2 separate regions of the Mus musculus genome follow, and region 1 is linked to region 2. Evidence: chromatin loops called from intact Hi-C (ENCODE). Cell type or tissue: left cerebral cortex. All regions are shown on one strand. Links, peaks and the distances in the headings refer to the core of each region. The heading gives the core; the rest is flanking DNA. Region 1 holds the start of Acd (adrenocortical dysplasia). Region 2 overlaps Ripor1 (RHO family interacting cell polarization regulator 1).

The links. A loop is a pair of places that touch in the nucleus more often than their neighbours do. Peaks named below come from ENCODE experiments on the same cell type or tissue, not always from the same donor. Only the 100,000 strongest peaks of a DNase experiment are listed, where the experiment ranks them.
Region 1: it touches region 2 in a loop (4-fold over the local background); 8 of 42 quality-filtered maps call a loop at or near these places.

What each region holds. Positions count from the first base shown.
Region 1 is chr8:105,698,504-105,706,933 of GRCm38, forward strand. Acd (adrenocortical dysplasia) reads right to left here and starts at 2,725. Exons shown (of 11, transcript NM_001012638.2): 1 at 2,417-2,725; 2 at 2,200-2,336; 3 at 1,944-2,037; 4 at 1,779-1,855; 5 at 1,501-1,545; 6 at 1,358-1,392; 7 at 1,076-1,227; 8 at 892-988; 9 at 111-460. The coding sequence starts at 2,515. It overlaps Pard6a (par-6 family cell polarity regulator alpha), which reads left to right and starts at 3,144. Exons shown (of 3, transcript NM_019695.3): 1 at 3,144-3,300; 2 at 3,671-3,893; 3 at 4,105-4,991. The coding sequence starts at 3,238. The coding sequence ends at 4,859. Enkd1 (enkurin domain containing 1) reads right to left here. Exons shown (of 8, transcript NM_198299.2): 4 at 8,063-8,235; 5 at 6,132-6,257; 6 at 5,848-6,011; 7 at 5,610-5,746; 8 at 5,149-5,518. The coding sequence ends at 5,358. In left cerebral cortex, for the core only: a CTCF peak has its summit at 3,188; DNase peaks (open chromatin) are centred at 2,250, 2,641, 3,000, 3,602 and 1 more place; H3K4me3 peaks cover 2,548 bases; H3K27ac peaks cover 2,206 bases.
Region 2 is chr8:105,618,220-105,626,719 of GRCm38, forward strand. It overlaps Ripor1 (RHO family interacting cell polarization regulator 1), which reads left to right. Exons shown (of 22, transcript NM_001081241.2): 13 at 1-506; 14 at 595-716; 15 at 1,569-1,701; 16 at 1,960-2,095; 17 at 2,196-2,357; 18 at 2,631-2,789; 19 at 2,895-3,091; 20 at 3,175-3,258; 21 at 3,352-3,442; 22 at 3,586-4,000. The coding sequence ends at 3,683. It overlaps Gm5914 (predicted gene 5914), which reads right to left. Exons shown (of 2, transcript NR_151742.1): 2 at 6,117-6,256. Among named protein-coding and RNA genes, the nearest start is that of Mir1966, 7.0 kb to the left of the region's middle. In left cerebral cortex, for the core only: a CTCF peak has its summit at 4,349 (motif pointing right); DNase peaks (open chromatin) are centred at 3,413, 4,332, 5,186, 5,946 and 2 more places; H3K27ac peaks cover 6,501 bases.

The DNA of each region.
Region 1 (8,430 bases), core at 1-8,000, 80 kb after region 2:
AAGGGGTGAAGTATCTCAGAGAGTCCAGTAAAGACCACTAATACCACCCAAGTCTACTCTTAGCCCCTGTCCACACTGTGCCCAGTTTCCCTTCCAGTTACAGTCCTCACCCACACAGAGCAGAGCTCCTGGGCGCTGGTTCTTGGGAGAAGCTGCCGTTTCTTGAAGGAGCACTGGAACTCCAGCTTAGGAGCCTGAGCTCTGGTCTCACAGGACTGGTGTGATCTAGGGGCAGGGTGAAGGGGTGAAAGACTGGGGCTGCAGTTCAAGAGTAGGGAGCTGGGTGTAGAATTGCAGGGTGGAGAAGTGGGGGCCTGAGCTCTTGGGGAGGTTGAGCCAACAGCTGGTGGAGACTGGGAACTGTCCATCTGCCCAGGGTCCGATGTAGCCAAGGCTGACAGAAGGCTAACGCTGGCACCACTTTCCTCCAGGGGCATGTGGCTGGGTGAAGCGGAGGTTCCTGGGGGAAAGGAAACGGGGTGTGAGCACAGACCTCTCTGCTCAGGACAGCTGAGTGCCTGCGAGTGTTATACAGCATTTCACAGCCTCTCCACAGTCAAGTAATCTGACCCAGGGTACTGAGTGCTTATAGCCTGAACCAAAGGAACTGGGTGAAGGACAAAGATGAGTCCCTGGATGCTGGGCAGTGGTGGCACACACCTTTAATCCCAGCACTTGGAAGGCAGAGGCAGGTGGATTTCTGAGTTGGAGGCCAGCCTGGTCTACAGAGTGAGTTCCAAGACAGCCAGGGCTACACAGAGAAACCCTGTCTCAAAAAAAAAAAAAAAACACCAAAAAAAAAAGGTGGGTCCCTGGCATTCTGGAGAGAATCATCAGTACTGTGGTGGGCTCTGAGCCCCCCCCACCCCCCTGTCCCCATTCAGTTCTTACCCCGAGCCTTCTGACTGGAGCCTGTAGAACTCAAAATCTGCTCCTCACCCTCAGGGATGTGCAGCAATGAGCCAGACACAGTGAACACAGCTTTTCCCTGCGGGACACGAGAGAGGGAGAGAGCTCAGCATGGCAGTTGCCTAACCCTCCCTCTGAAACCTCCCAGAAAAAGCCCAGCACTGACCAAGGCCTGGGAGCCAGAGGTGATCCAGTCGGTGAGGGGGGTGGTTGTACAAGGACCTTTCAGCACCAGGCAGCTCTTAGCTAGACACACTAGGGCTCCCCGATGATCCTGGTCCTCCCTCACCTCATCCAGAAGCTGGGACAGGGTTAGGCCTGGGGCCAGCATTTTAGCCGAAGGATTGAAGTTGCAACAAGAAGGAAGGGTAAGTGAGAGATTTCAGTGACTTACTGAGGAACCACAGAGGGAGTTAGGTAGGGTTACCGGGGAAACCCCTACCAGTACCTGCACTGGAAGAAGCAGACTCTGAGAGGTGGTCCCTAGAGAAACAGTGAAGACTTCTCAGGGACAGCTCTGATGCCAATCTACCCAGCTCTGCCACCCGTGACCATACCGCGCACAGCCTCAGGGCCCAACCCCAAACTTACTCAAGACACTCATTGAGTTTTCTCTGCACATCTGAATCCTGATTGCTGGGAGAAAGAGGAGGGTGGTAGGTGATCAGGGTTATTGATGCCCATCCCTCTCACCTGAAGATCTATGCCAAGTGCGCGTGAAGAGACAAAAGGTGGAAGCTTCATTTAACTGTTTTGTTTTGGGGAGAGGAATATGGAGAGATTTAGACTGAAGCCCTCAGGACTTCAGCCATGCGAAGCCTGTAGTCTGCCACTGAGCTACATCCCCTTCCCTTAAAGGGACCACTTACCAACCAGTCACCTGTATCCGGGGCTGCTCCGTGGGCAGCAGGTTAAAGCGATCCACCTGGAGGTAGAACTCCGCAGGCTGGAGGAGTTGGGGAGTGGTGTCTCAGGAGTGGTGACAAAGAGCTAGGTACAGTAACCAACCCGCCCAAGTGAGCCTTACCACTCACCGCATGGTCCTGAGCCACCTGAACGCGGAGCCCGCAGGCCTGCAGTAGCAGGAGCCGGCCCTCGGTCCCGCGGAATCCGAGCTCCTTCTCCTCCCTGCGGCGAGCACAGCCCTCATTGTCCAGAGCACAGGCACAAACCCCCATACGCCTGGGGAATGAGCTTTCCCCACTTCTCCAGTACCCGCCCACTTCAGGTTCAATGCCCCACTAGCCAGCTGGCCTCCCACCTTCCGCTGACAAGTAGCACTTCTCTTACCAGTCGGAGGTGTCGATGGCGTTGCGCGTCACCACGCATCGGACACTGTGGGTTCCGTCTGACACAAGTAACACGGCCCCGGTGTCAGGTGTGTCAGGGGCGGAAGAAGGGCCGGGAGTCTCCGAGTCCTGGAGTACCTAACACAACAGTAGTGGCTAGTGTCAATTCACTCCCGCCTTCTCTACCCGGGTCTCTGGGATCTGAGCGACCTGCTTACCTTGAGCAGCTGCCCGGTTCGTGGACTTGACAGTGTTTCTGAACCTAGGATCAGCTCTCGAATCCAGGGCTGTAGGGCCAGCAACCCTGAATCGGACATTAGCAGGGCGGCACCCTGGGCGACCCCCAGGAAAGGGTCTTCCCGCGAGCACCGCCGCTCCGCCTCTAGCGGGAGAGGAAGCACGTGACCGCCAGGCGGATCCTAAGTTTGAGACTCCGCCCCCCTCGCGGTTCTGCGCCTGCGCAAGCTCTTCCCGGGTCCTGCTGACTGACCTAGCTGCTGGCTGATGACAGTTTATTCTTACCGGGGCATCTCTCTGAGCCCGTGAGCTGTTCCTCAGTACAACTCTAGAGCCGGAAAGGAAAAGGCAAGGACTAGATTGGATGAGAGCGATCCAGGTTAGGAGGCTGCAGCAGAGAATGGGGCCTGAAGCCACTTTGGCTCTGTGTAAGACCTCCAGAATTTTCCTAAAATGTTGCCGTAGTTTCCTTTACAAAATGAAAATGACAGCACGGACAACTTAATAAATGTTTGTTCCCTCATTCTGCCTTCGGATTGGTCGAGTCCTTTTTGGGACGCTCGAACCATAGCGTAATGACGTAAGAACAGAGAAAGCCCTCTCTGCCTCCGTCTCCGTTTCCTAGGAAACGTAGACTCCACGTTTCTCGGTGTCGCGTCCCCCTTGACGTCATGGTTTGGGTGGGAGGGCGGGGCGAGTGCTACCGCCAGGGGCGGGGCGGCTCGGGCCAGCGGGCCGGGCTGTGCACCTGCGCCTCGGCGGGCTGCTGTGGGGCACTGTCCCCCGCCCGCCAGGCCCTGCAATGGCCAGGCCGCAGAGGACTCCGGCGCGCAGTCCCGATAGCATCGTCGAGGTGAAGAGCAAAGTAAGGGCTTCTCTGGTCTCGGCTCTAGCCACTGCGCTAGGGCTCCTAATTCCCTTTCTCTCCCTTATTAGTTCCTTGGCTCTCCATCACCTCTTTCTGTCCTCCATCCTCCGTCCTATTCTGCTTTTCTGTCTGCCTCCCCTCATCGCATCCTCCCTCCCACTACGGACTTCCAGAGTCCCTCTGTGGCCTGGGTATGTGGAGAGCAAGGGAAAGACCTTGGACAGTGTCCCTTGTACTGGAGCTGAGGTTTAAGCCTAAGGCTGCAGCTGTTCCAGCAACCTTTCCCTCTCCTGACAGCCTCAGTGCTGTGGTGAGAAAGGGGCTTGGGATGTCCTGACACTCCGTTCCCTTTCCCTCCCGCCTCCAGTTTGACGCCGAGTTCCGACGCTTTGCACTACCCCGCACTTCGGTGAGAGGCTTTCAGGAGTTCTCGCGATTGCTGTGTGTGGTACACCAGATCCCTGGCCTGGACGTCCTGCTTGGCTATACGGATGCTCACGGTGACTTGCTGCCCCTCACCAACGATGACAGTTTGCACCGGGCCCTGGCCAGCGGGCCCCCACCTCTGCGCCTCTTGGTTCAGAAACGGGGTGAGGATGGGGTACAGTGGGCAGCTTTCTTGGGTTAGGGTGATAGGACAGGTATATCAGGGTAGATCATACCCAGGGCCCCCAGGCTTTATGTTCTGTAGCCTCTGCCCTTGGTCTGACCTCCAAGTAGCAGGAAAACAGTTGACATTGTCCCTATCACAGGCCCAATTGGGAGAAGTCTCTAATCTTAGTCCCCCCCCCTCTCCTGCAGCAGAAGGTGACTCGAGTGGCCTGGCTTTTGCCTCCAACTCTCTACAAAGGCGCAAGAAAGGGCTCCTGCTACGACCAGTGGCACCTCTGCGCACCAGGCCACCCTTGTTAATCAGCTTGCCCCAAGATTTCCGCCAGGTGTCTTCAGTTATAGATGTGGACCTACTACCTGAGACCCACCGACGAGTGAGGCTGCACAAACATGGTTCAGACCGTCCCCTGGGCTTCTACATTCGAGATGGCATGAGTGTTCGCGTGGCTCCCCAGGGCCTGGAGCGGGTTCCAGGTATCTTCATCTCCCGCCTGGTACGTGGGGGCCTGGCTGAGAGTACAGGGCTGCTGGCGGTCAGTGATGAGATCCTTGAGGTCAACGGCATTGAGGTGGCCGGGAAGACCTTGGACCAAGTGACGGACATGATGGTCGCCAACAGCCACAACCTCATCGTCACTGTCAAGCCTGCCAACCAGCGTAATAATGTGGTACGGGGGGCATCTGGGCGTCTGACAGGGCCTTCCTCTGTAGGGCCTGGGCCTACTGATCCTGACAGTGACGATGACAGCAGTGACCTGGTCATTGAGAATCGCCACCCTCCCTGTTCTAATGGGCTGTCTCAGGGGCCCCTGTGCTGGGACCTGCAACCTGGCTGCCTACTTCCTGGTGCTGGCAGCTCTCTGCCCTCCTTGGATAGCAGAGAGCAAGCCAATTCTGGCTGGGGGAATGGCATGCGAGGTGATGTTAGCGGATTCAGCCTCTGACAGGCAAAGATGCAGCCCTTGTCACTTTAGGCTGCGGGAACATGGCCTGGACTTTCCAGCTGGGTAGAGAAGATTAGCTTGCTCACAGAGCCCTCTCAGTCTGGTGAACATTAAAGGTTTTCTACAAATGTAGATGTGGTCCTTCTGTGTCCCAGCCCCGATCTCTTCTGATCCTGTACGTCTGCCTTCTTCCCTGGACATAGGCAGGAGGGCATCCTATGGTGGGTGATGCAGCAGGAGGCCCACTGGGCTTAGCATTTCTAAGACAGCTCCTATGGAACACAGCCACTGTGTACAAAAGGTTTAATTTTGACAGAGAAGTTGGGAGGCTGGTGGCCCTTCTGCAGCCCCTGGTGACTAAGAAGTGCTTTCGATTCTGCCCACCCCAACGCTCCTGTCTTTGAGCTATGACAGGGCTTGAGTCTGCCCTTGGCAGCCACGTGGTGATCCGCACACATATCTCCCTGTTACTCTTGGTGGGTACCAAGCGGGGAAGGACTAGGTATCCATCTTCACAAAGACTTTGGGTCGGGAAAAGATCTTGATAGCCTCTTCTATTTGCACCAACTTCCGGTCCAGTTCAGCACGATGACCCTGGGCTCTCAGCGAGTCTGCCCCAGCAGGTAATAGTACTAGCTCACGTAGCAGCTGGCTCTGGCCTACAAAGGGGCACGGAACCAGTGAGTGTTGGGTAGGGATGCATGGTTCTCTCATGGGCTCCCTTTCCGCCACCCTTGCCCAAGTACTCACTTTGTAGCAGATTGTTCAGGGTCTCCAGCCGCTGATTCTCAGGCATGAGTGTGTGGCCCGGGGGCATGGACGGGTCTGGCTGGCTACGCTGGCGAGCTTCCGCTTCCTTCCGCCACAGGTCCCTGCGTTCCAACAAGCTGTGAAGGCAAGGCCCGGGGCTGAAGACACTAAGACACACTGGTTCTCAGCCTCCACAGGGGTCTCTCACCGCACTTGACAGCGCACGGGACCTACTCACTAATGGGGCACATGGCCTTTCTGCGTGGCGTTGTAGCGCTCCTGGGCTTGGCGCTGCTGTTCCTGAACCTGTGCAAGGACCTGCAGGGAGCGGGAGTGGCGCCGGGGGGCTCTCTTGGCAGCTAGGGCGTTGCGACTAATGAAATCCACGCCTAGGCCGGGTCCCTGCAGAGACATGGCAAGCACGGTGGAGACCCCGTGGCACTACATTGCACCTCTGTACCGACTCTACCCGCGGGACTCCTGTCAAATGGTCGTCAAGTCCCCACAGACCTGCTCTCTCACCTTAGCTTGGGGACCTGGAAGGGCGAGCTGAGGACTGGAGGCACGGGATGGTGGGAGCCCAGGGCCACAGCGGGAGTGTGCCCGCAGAAAGTGGGCAGGTTCTGTCACAGAGGTGGGGCCAAGCTCCTGGAAGGTTGGGTACGGTTCGGCATTAGAACCAGGGAGGTTGAAGTTAAGGTTCTAACCCACAAGGCCATCCCCCTTTCGGTCCCTCCTTCCTCTAAGAACTTTTCTATGCTCATCTCTGTGGGTCCCCTCCTGTCTCTTCACAGCCTTAAAAAAAACAAAAAAAAAAAAAAAAACAAAAAAAACCTACTACTTCCTTCGGCCTCATTTACTACCACCCTTTCCTCCTAGCTAGCACCCGAACATTACAAAGGGCTGCCTCCAAGCCCCCAAGACCAAGGGCTGCTCCCTTAGACGTACTGTCCTCGATTTGATTGTCAATAACATTTTGGGCTCACCAGTGAGACCCAGAGCTGTGTATCCATCTGCTTCCTGGACACAGTCCTACCCCCTGGCACTGCCACAGATGCTCCAGCCTAATTCCAGTCTCATGTGACCTTGTCCTTTCTCTCAATCCTGAGTCTCTTTCAGGGTCCCTGGATAGAGAAATAGTAACTACCTCCAAAACCTAAGTGCTGCTGCCTGCCCCTGTCCTCAGGAAAAAAAAAAAAAAATGTAAGAAATAGCGGTGCATGCCCGTAGTCTCAGGAGGCTGAAGGAGAAAGAGTAAGGGTTTAGGGCCAGGATAGGTGATGGAGAGAACCCAAGGAGAGCCTGGGGCTAAAGAGCAAGCTATAAACTCAAAGAAATGAGCTGAGAGTGGTGGTCCAAACCCGGTAGACTAAGGCAGGAAAATTAGGCCAGTTCAAGGCCAGCCTGGGCTACATAATGGGTTTGAAGCTATTCTAGGCTACACAGGGAGACTCTGTCTAGAAACAAAGTAGCAGTGGAGATAGTGGGGTGGGGGTGGGGTATGGTTGGGGGTGGGAGTAGGAAACAACTCAGCAATAGCACAGGACAGTTCACAGCTCTCTGTAACTCCAGTCCCAGGAGGCCCATCCCCTCCTCTGGACTCTGGTGCACAGACAATCATGTAGCCACACAGACATGTAATTTTTTTTTTTAATCTCAAAGAAGTCATGAATGAATTAAAAGAAAAAGAGAAAGTAGTGTGGTAGTGAACACTTTTAATCCCAGCGCTCAGGAGGTGGACAAAGGAGAGTTAGAAAGTCAAAGAGTAGCCCGGCGTGGTGGCCCATGCCTTTAATCCCAGCACTTGGGAGGCAGAGGCAAGCGGATTTCTGAGTTTGAGGCCAGCCTGGTCTACAAAGTGAGTTCCAGGACAGCCAGGGCTATACAGAGAAACCCTGTCTCGAAAAAAAAAAAAACCAAAACAAAAACAAAACAAAAAAGAAAGTCAAAGAGTTTGAGGTCAGCCTGGGCTGCGTGAAACAGAGACACAGAGATAGGGGAACCGAGAATGAGTTAGCAGGAAGGTCGTGGGTATATTATATGAGTACCTAGTGTGCATGTGTCTCACGATTCCATCTCCAATATCACATGTAACTAGGTAACTTAGGTAGTTCTTTCAGATATGTACCCTGCTGGCTTTCTGTTCAAACCTTCTGCTTCTCCCCCTTACAAACTGAATTATGCCCACTATGCCCATTGCCCCTACTCCCTCTGATGCCAGAATCTACCTGTGGGGTTTTATCTCTGTGGAATGTTCTCTTCCTCTAGCCTAATCCTTGACCTGATGCCATCAGCTCCCCAGAGAAAGTCCACCCAGATGTCTTAGTCTTTTGTGATCACCATCTCCCCCAACGCACGCACTCATGAACGCACGCACACACATGCTCTGTAAGTTAGATCAGATATAATTGCCTTGGCCAAGATGGATAGGTCTGCCTCCCTGGGACAGATACCTTCATCCTGGCCTTGACTCGAGACTCCACATTGTCATACTTGGGTGAGCGCCACAGTGCCTTCAGTGGCTTAGGCTGACCCTGTTCCCGGCTGCGTTCCTGGTCTTGGAAGCGCCTCTGAATCTCTTTGATCCGCCTCAAGTTTTCCTTCTCATGGTCCTTTGGATTCTTCCCTGGAAGGGTGCAGGGAGGAATATTGCTAGGGACAGCCCTACCAAATGGCCATGCACCTCGGACTAGATCGAATATAGATTCACACCCTACCCTTGGCAGAAAGACCTCTCAGACAATCTGGGAGATGTCTGGTAGAAGAGAGGCCCTGGGTTCACACACACATACACACACATTTTTAAATACAACCAAGGCCT
Region 2 (8,500 bases), core at 364-8,363:
CTCATACCACCGGTGCTGTGGGCCCGGTCCAGACCACTACAAGTCCCATTTCCACAACTGAAAGCCCCTCCCCTTCTACAGACGTGGCTATAATCTCCAGCTCCTCTGCAGAATCCACCGGCCCAGGCACTGAACCTCTGCCCTGTAGTCACCCAGCCTCCCCTCCCTACACTAAAGCAGACCCCACAGCTTCCTGCACCTCTTACCAGAGTCTTGCTTCCTCTGGTTCAAAACCCCTCACAAGCCCTGCCCCGGATTCCCCAGAACAAATCCCTAAGAGCCCAAGTTCCTCTCCCTCATCTAGTGCCCCTGAACCCCAACATTCAGAACATAACCTGGCCGCAGTTGCTCAAGCCCCAGTCCCTGAGGCAACGGGAGGAGCTGGGGACAGAAGGCTTGAAGAAGCTCTTGGGACCCTAATGTCTGCCCTTGATGACTATCGTGGTCAGTTCCCTGAGCTGCAGGGCCTGGAGCAGGAGGTGACTCGGCTGGAGAGTCTGCTCATGGTAAGGAGGCTAGACTGGGCTGGGCTGAGGCCGCACAGGGACAGCTGCCAACCAGTGCCAGTAGCTCTGACCCTCTTTACAATCCCAGCAGAGACAAGGCCTGACTCGAAGCCGGGCTTCCAGTCTTAGCATCACTGTGGAGCATGCCCTGGAGAGCTTCAGCTTCCTCAATGATGATGAAGATGAAGACAACGATGGTCCCGGGGACAGGTGAGGCAGCCAGGCAAGGCAAGACTGGGAACTTGGTGGGGCAGGGAGAGATGAAGGGGAAGAGGTAAAGTGATGTAAGGCAGAGGAGCAGGTGGGTTGGGAGAAATGCAGGATGGGAAGTAGCCAGGTGGGACCAGGTAGAATACATGAGGATGGGCTTGTGGTAGAATAGCTGTGTTTTTCCGAGCATACCTCATGTGTCTTTGATGTCCATGTTACCAACTCTGTCCATCCCAGTGTTTCTGGCCACCCTGTTCATCTCAGCAATGTCTGCCTCCCCTGCACGTCCCCATCAGCTTGTGAGCCTCCTGCTTCTCTTCTTTCCCTTGACCTCACCTTGGACCCACCCTGTGAAGCAGCTCTTTCAGCGCCTCCCCCTACACCCTGTGTCCTCCAGCACCGCTCCCCTCCGTCAAGACCCCGACTCTCCCGGAGGCCCCGGCCACTGGGCTCTCATTCCTGGAACAGATTTTACCGATTCAGATTTGAGAGTCGCACCCGATCCCTCCTCCATTTACGACTTCCTAGGTTCCAGTCCCAAGCCCTGCGTCCTTTACAGCCCACGTTTCATAGACCATCCCGCCTGCAATCCTACTGGCGCCCATCTCGGGCCCACCAGTCCCTTTGGTCCTAGCAGAGGTAGCAAAAAGTAGACCGACTATAAAGACCCATATTTCTCATTGCTGGTTATGGCCTCGTTCTCCCCTAAGTCCCCTGTGAACTTACCTCGTGTCTGTGTCTTCCTGTTGTTCTTCCATTCTGGGTGGGAGAAGCTTAATAAAAATAAAATCTGATGACCAGAAGGTGATGTGTGCTCTTAGGTGGGGCGTTGATTCCATTTTTTTCTCTCAGGCACACAAGCAGCCCAGAGGTTGTGGCAGAGGACAGACTAGACTCATCAAATGGCCAGTCTCTAAGCACAGGGTGTTCAGCCCTGGATGCTACCTTGGTCCAGCACCTGTACCACTGCAGCCGCCTCCTGCTGGTGAGGGGATAATGTCCTCCCCACCCCCAGCCACTTACCCCAAGGAGCCCTGAACTCCAATCCAACCCTCGAAACCTCTCAGTTCTATACTGCAATGCCCCAGGGTCCTGGCATTTGGTGCCTATTGGATGTAATACCTCCTATACTCTTCCTGCTTTGGCCTCTCCCAATGCATGCTGGGACCTGTACTCTCCTGACCCCCATCCTCCCCAACCCTCGCCATGAAGCCTAAACTACTTGGCAACCCTTGTCCTCTAGAAACTGGGCACATTTGGACCCCTGCGCTGCCAGGAGGCCTGGGCCCTGGAACGGCTGCTGCGGGAAGCGCGTGTATTCCAGGAAGTGTGTGAACGCAGCAAGCTATGGGGGAACTCTGCCACATCTGCCCAGGAAGGTAAAGGCCGTGTGGGCCTGGGCTTTGATGTACGTCTGGACCCGCCTGCTCCCCCTGCCTGGTTCGCTCGGTTGCTGATACTTCTTCCCGTCCTTCACAGTGGTACAGTTCTCCGCCTCTCGGCCCGGCTTCCTGACCTTTTGGGACCAGTGTACAGAGGGACTCAGCCCCTTCATCTGCTCTGTGGAGCGGGTGCTCCTCACCTTCTGCAGCCAGTACGGTGCCCGTCTTTCCCTGCGCCAGCCAGGCTTAGCCGAGGCTGGTGAGTGAGTGGGCTGCCTACCTACCTGCCCCTTCCTTCCATCTCAGCTCCCTTAGGGAAGTCCTCATCAGCCCGTACTGACTGACAAATTGAGCACTGAAGAGAATCCGTGTCCTCCAGAGTGTGGCCAAGGAGTCCCTGGGCATGAGCTAGACCGGGGACCCTCCAGAGGGTGGCCAAGGAGTCCCTGGGCATGAGCTAGACAGGGGCATTGTCTTCCCCCTTAGAGGCCTGGGACTATTCCAGCTCAGGCTGTGGTACTGTCTTTTGCAGTGTGTGTGAAGTTCCTGGAAGATGCCCTGGGACAGAAGCTGCCCAGGAGGCCCCAACCAGGCCCGGGGGAGCAGTTCACCATCTTCCAATTCTGGAGTTATGTAGAAGCCTTGGACAGCCCCTCCATGGATGCCTATGTGACAGAGACTGCAGAGGAGGGTGAGGCGGTGGCCCTGGCCACAGAATACTCGTGCCGTGGGTGGTCCTGAGGGTGTAAATGATGAAAGGTGAGAACAAAGCACCCTCCCCAACTACTTCTTTCAGTGTTACTAGTACAGAACCTGAACTCTGATGACCAGGCCGTTGTGCTGAAAGCCCTAAGGTTAGCACCGGAGGGGCGCCTGCGAAAGGATGGGCTTCGGGCTCTTAGCTCCCTGCTGGTCCACGGCAACAACAAAGTCATGGCTGCTGTCAGCACTCAGCTTCGGAGCCTGTCACTTGGTCCTGTCTTCCGGGAAAGGGTGAGTTTGGCAGGATTTTCCTGGGGTGAGGTTAGGGTTGTGGGCTCCTGGTGTCTACGTCTGCCCATTCTACCCATTCCCAGGCTCTCTTGTGCTTCCTGGACCAGCTGGAAGATGGGGACGTGCAGACTCGAGTGGCCGGATGCCTGGCTTTGGGCTGTATCAAGGTGAGTCCCTGCCGACCTGCCTCAAACGCTTTCACTTCAGGGCTGTTTCTACTTGTTAGACTGAACCTGCCTCCATATTCTGTTTGCTGATAGGCTCCTGAGGGCATTGAGCCCCTGGTGTACTTGTGCCAAACAGACACAGAAGCTGTGAGGGAAGCCGCCCGGCAGAGCCTGCAGCAGTGCGGTGAGGCTGGGAAGTGGGAGACACCACGAGTTAAGGGGATTTGGGAACATCTTGGCTATTGGGGGTAGGGTGAGGGGATGCCAGGTATGGGGAGGCCTGGAAGATGCCTGGGCCACTCTTGACCTTATATTTGGACATTACAGGGGAGGAAGGACAGTCTGCTCATCGACAGCTAGAGGAGTCCCTGGATGCTCTGCCCTGCATCTTTGGGCCCAGCAGCATGGCCAGCACAGCATTCTGAACTCTTAATTGCCGGCTCCCAGTGTCCCTTCCCTTGTTTTCAGGGCTCATCAGGCACTGGCAGGGAGGGTGAAGGCTGGTTCCAGTCACCTCTCCCCACAAATTCCTATCAATGAAAATCTAATATATTCTTTTGTTACCACTGGGGTTGGCAGAATGCCTGAAATGAAGTGCCTCCCAGCCGCGGTTCTGCACAGTCTTTGCCACACACAGTGTCGGAGGCCTGGCCATTTGGTCAGCTTGCCTTGCCTCATCACATCCCTTGGGTTTGTATTTTATTTACAGAGTTTTACAGAAAATAAAAGAAAAAAAAGCAAACTGTGTTTCCTACATGGCTTGGTGCACTCCCGAACCTCTGCTCCAACGCCTTCTGATGTGTTCTTCCTGGCCCTGTTGTGTCCACACCCCCGCTGTGACAACCACATGAGCGCTTGCCCTGGAAATCCTGGTGGAAGGAAGCCCAGAGTCCAGGGCTGGGCTTGGAGAAGAGAGACAGAAGGGAACTAGCACTGCTGAGCAGGCTGAGCCTGCAGCTGAGACCAGGAACTATAGCCCGAGTGCATCTAAGCTCTGCAGCTGGCCCAGACAAGGTCCTAACTGATTATGCTAGGGCAGCTGTGGCTAGAGAGCAAGGAGTACGCCGCAAGAAGTGCCTGAGCTGTCGCCACCAGGGGGCAGCAGAACTGCATCAGTGGACAGGCTTCTCTCTGCACCCTTCTGACCAGGCAGCTTCCTTCCTGCAGTGGACCTCAAGAAGCAACTTTAGGTTGTGGGGAGAGGTGTGAAATCCTTGCTGAGGGGAGGAGCCTGCGCCTGGGAAATAGGAGACCCGGATGGCTGCCCTGTGAACCAAGACTGCAAGGTCTTTCCCTCCCTGAGGCACCTCCTTCCCTGTAATAACAAACCTGTGAACTCTGTGTCCCCTCCCAGCCGGCAGACCTGTGTTGAGGAAGTAGGACTCACAAGACGGGGCTTCCCTGCCTCCAGCACAGGAGTTTGTTATCCCAGGTTAGGAGACCTTCGGGAGGAACTTGAGGGTGGCATGGCAGGACTTTGCAAAGAAGGTCCTGAGGGAGTTCCACACCCATGGCTAGAAAAATGGACCCTCCATTCGCCTACCACAATTTCTAGTATCCAGGAGATTGGACATGCGGAAGGGCTCCCCAGCTTGAGCCCATTCTGCTGTCCCAATACTTAAGGTGATAGCACACAGCAGTATGACATTGTGTGCACAAAGCTGTCATGGGGAAATGAAATGGGGAGCACTCCGGAAGAACCAATTAGATGTCAACAGTTGCCTAGATGAGGTGGGGGTGGGGTGACCCAGATCCCTGGGGAGCCTTACCCCAGTGCTTTAGAACTGCTGTGAAGAGGTTTGTGCCTGTGCCCTCACCACCTGCTGGGGAGGCCATGCTGAGCAAAAGAAACAGCAACAGGAAACACCTGTGAGTGGCTGCTGGCGGTTCACTATGGTCTGTGGGGGTAGGGCCGGCAGACAGCACTTAAATACCGGCATAGCAGGGCAGGGTAGGGCAGTTCAGCTTTTGGATGGTCAGCTGGAGTGAAATGGGATAGATAAAACAATTAGGTGACAGACCACACCAATGCCGCCTATAGCTAGTCAGTTCTGAGGCAGTCTCAGAACCATCTGCAGGCCTGAAGCCACAGAATCGGCCCACTGGTGGGTCAGGAATGCTCAGAGTGTTGGAAAAGTGGAGTCAAACCCTGGCTGAGCAGGTCTTAGGAAAGTGAAGGCAGTGACTGGACCAGAACAACATCGTAGGACAGTGCCTGGCAAGAAATATAGGATGGGGAAATGAGCTCAATTCTGGCTGTCACCGAAAATCTTGCTCTTCAAAACAGAAAGATCAAGACCCCTCTCTCTGTCTTCTACAAGGAGGGTCCTAAGGCCAGAGCTTGGGCTTTCTGTCCCAGCTGAGAAATGTTGAGACCAGGGTGGATAGGAGCTAGAATTTGAGCACAGCCAGGTGAGGATCTATCAGGGTCAGGGGGATCCTCAGGCCTTTGTCCTTCAAGACTTCCCGGACTTGGTGCAGGACAACCAACCACTTGACCTCTCCTCAGCTCATGACCTGAAGTCCAGCTGGCTGGTCTCTTAGCCCAAGTGTAGGTCTTGTCTGTCAGATTGTGGAAGGCATACAAAGGGCTCAGCTAGCTGCCCCGGAACCCTTTTACTTCTTAGGCTGCTGGAGAGACATTTGTTCTTTCTGCTCACATTCAGGACCGCTGCCCCAGGAAGCGGTAGATTTACGATGCTATCAGGAGTCATGGGTATTAAAGGTCTCTATAACATGAGTCTCATTATTTAAGGCCACCTAGGTCATTACCATGTCCTGGCTATCATCTTCAGAATTCTGCATGGAGGAAATTGACATGTGCACACTGGAAAAAAAGAAGAAGAAGAAGAAGAGGCTGAGGTGGTCAGGATACAGTTTATTGTGTTTATTGTGTTGGTGGCTGCAGGGTTTCCTTCCATCCCCCCCTTTCCTCTTGCCCTCTTCCAACCCGATCTTTGCTTCTTGTTTCACACTCTTCTTTCTCATGAATTCAAAGCTGCATGACCAAAAAGAAGAAAAAGCATGTTTATGCAGGCAAGGAAGCAGATGGGCTGGCACATGGGAAGAGGACTGCTTCTTTGTCTCCCCCACAGAGCGGGGGTGCCTTCCTTGTACGATCCTGAGTCTGGTATGTGGGCACAACTTGCTGAGTACCAGCACATGAGATGTTCTCTGCTTTCTCTCCATCCCCTCAGAAAGCAGTGTACTATGCAGAATGCCCATCCCCAAGGCTCCTGGGGGACTGGAGAGGCAGCTCAGCAGTAAAGAGCACTTACTGTTCTTGCAGAGGGACTGGGTTCAGTTCCCAATATCACAACTATCTCTAGGCACTTACATACATGCAGCCAAAATGCTCATACACACAAGTCTAAGAAAGAAAAAAAGAAAGAGAGAGAGAGAGAGAGAGAGAGAGAGAGAGAGAAAGACAGACAGACAGACAGGCAGGCAGGCAGGCAGGCAGGCAGGCTGGCTCTGGGCATGGATGCTGGCTGGGCTGAGCTTTTCTGGATGTGGGTAATATGAGAAGGTGAGACTGGAAAGACTCCACCTCCTCTTCTGAAAGTTAAGGAAGCACAAAGTATCATTTAGAAAATCAGGCAGTCAGTGGCCTGCAGTGACAGCCATAGTCTAAAGTTGATGCTAACATTCAAGGACCAGCTGCCTCTGAATGTATGCTACATTCCAGGCATATGGACATACGGTAAACACTGACTTTTATGTTACATTCCAGGCATATGGACATACAGCACACGCTGACTTAGGATAGCTGATTAAGCAGCTGCTTTGCTATAGCTAATAACAATCTATGTTCCTAGTTCACTTCTCTGACCTTTTCGTCCTCCTCAGGCACCCCTTAAATGTCACTCCACAGAGTTCTACTCTTGAAACACGTGACTCCATGTATATGCTGAGGCTAATGTCAGTGACTCAGTTTTTTGTTTTTGGGGTTTTTTTTGGTTTTTCGAGACAGGGTTTCTCTGTATAGCCCTGACTGTCCTGGAACTCACACTGTAGACCAGGCTGGCCTTGAACTCAGAAATCTGCCTGTCTCTGCCTCCCAAGTGCTGGGATTAAAGGCATGCGCCACCACTGCCCGGCAGTGACTCAGTTTTTACTTCACTTCTCTGACTCCAACTACAGACTGGATGTCTCCTTTTGAGCAGCCAAAGCATTTCAAATTCAACAGCCCAAAGCCTACTTTGCACTACTTGGATCTATCTATTCTCCACGATGCACAAAGATTTCTAAAACTCATGTCTACCACTACAAGCCTTCTTTCCTTTAGGGAGAAAAGCCCAGCCCACTTACCCTGGCTCACGAGCCCTTTGTGTCTGTCTATTCCAGTCTGGATCCTCATTTCCACTGGAACTACTTGCTCTGCCCTGGAGCTTCACTGAGCTATCTTGCAGGGCTTGTCTACACCTGAGGCTGGAATCACTCCTCCTGTGGTCTATTATTTTCACCCTTACATAGCCTTGCTCAAGCCAACCCCCTAAAAACCTTCAACTTAGACATACTTTTCTTTAGGCGTTGTAACTTCACTGGGTTATATCAGCAAATGCTTGTAATAAAAGGATTGCTGTGATTCAAAACCAGCCTGGGCAACACTGTGATCTTGGGGCCTGTTTGGCCTATACTGCCACTCTATTGTATTAATCACAGCTCACTGCAATTGCTTATTTCCTTTGTAACCTCTGGTGTATGCATAATTATCTCTGGTGTATGCATAATTACCCTGATGAGTCTACTAAGCAGCTGGCACCACACAAGTCTGAGGATGACCAATAGAGTCTTTTACTCTTTTCATTTTGTCCTAGAAATTGCGTTGTAGATTAGACTGGCCTTGAACTCATAGAGATCCACCTACCTGTGCCTCCTGAGTGCTGTGGATTGAACCTAGGGTTTGCTAGCCAAGTGCTCTACCCCTGAGCTCTCACTTCCCACCCAACCTCCTTCTTAAACAATGCTTTATTTGCAACTCACATACTATGTGGTTCAACCACTTAAAGTGTACAGTCTCCTAGACATGGTGATAAAGCTTATAATCACAGCACTTAAGAGGCTAGGGCAGGAGGATCAGGAGTTCAAAGACATCCTCAGCTACACAGTAAGTTTAAGGTCAACACAGACTACTTGAGATTCTGTTCCAGAATATTTTTTAAGGTTTATTTATTTATTTTATATGAGTACATTGTTGCTATCTTCAGACACACCTGAGGAGGGCATCAGATTCCATTAG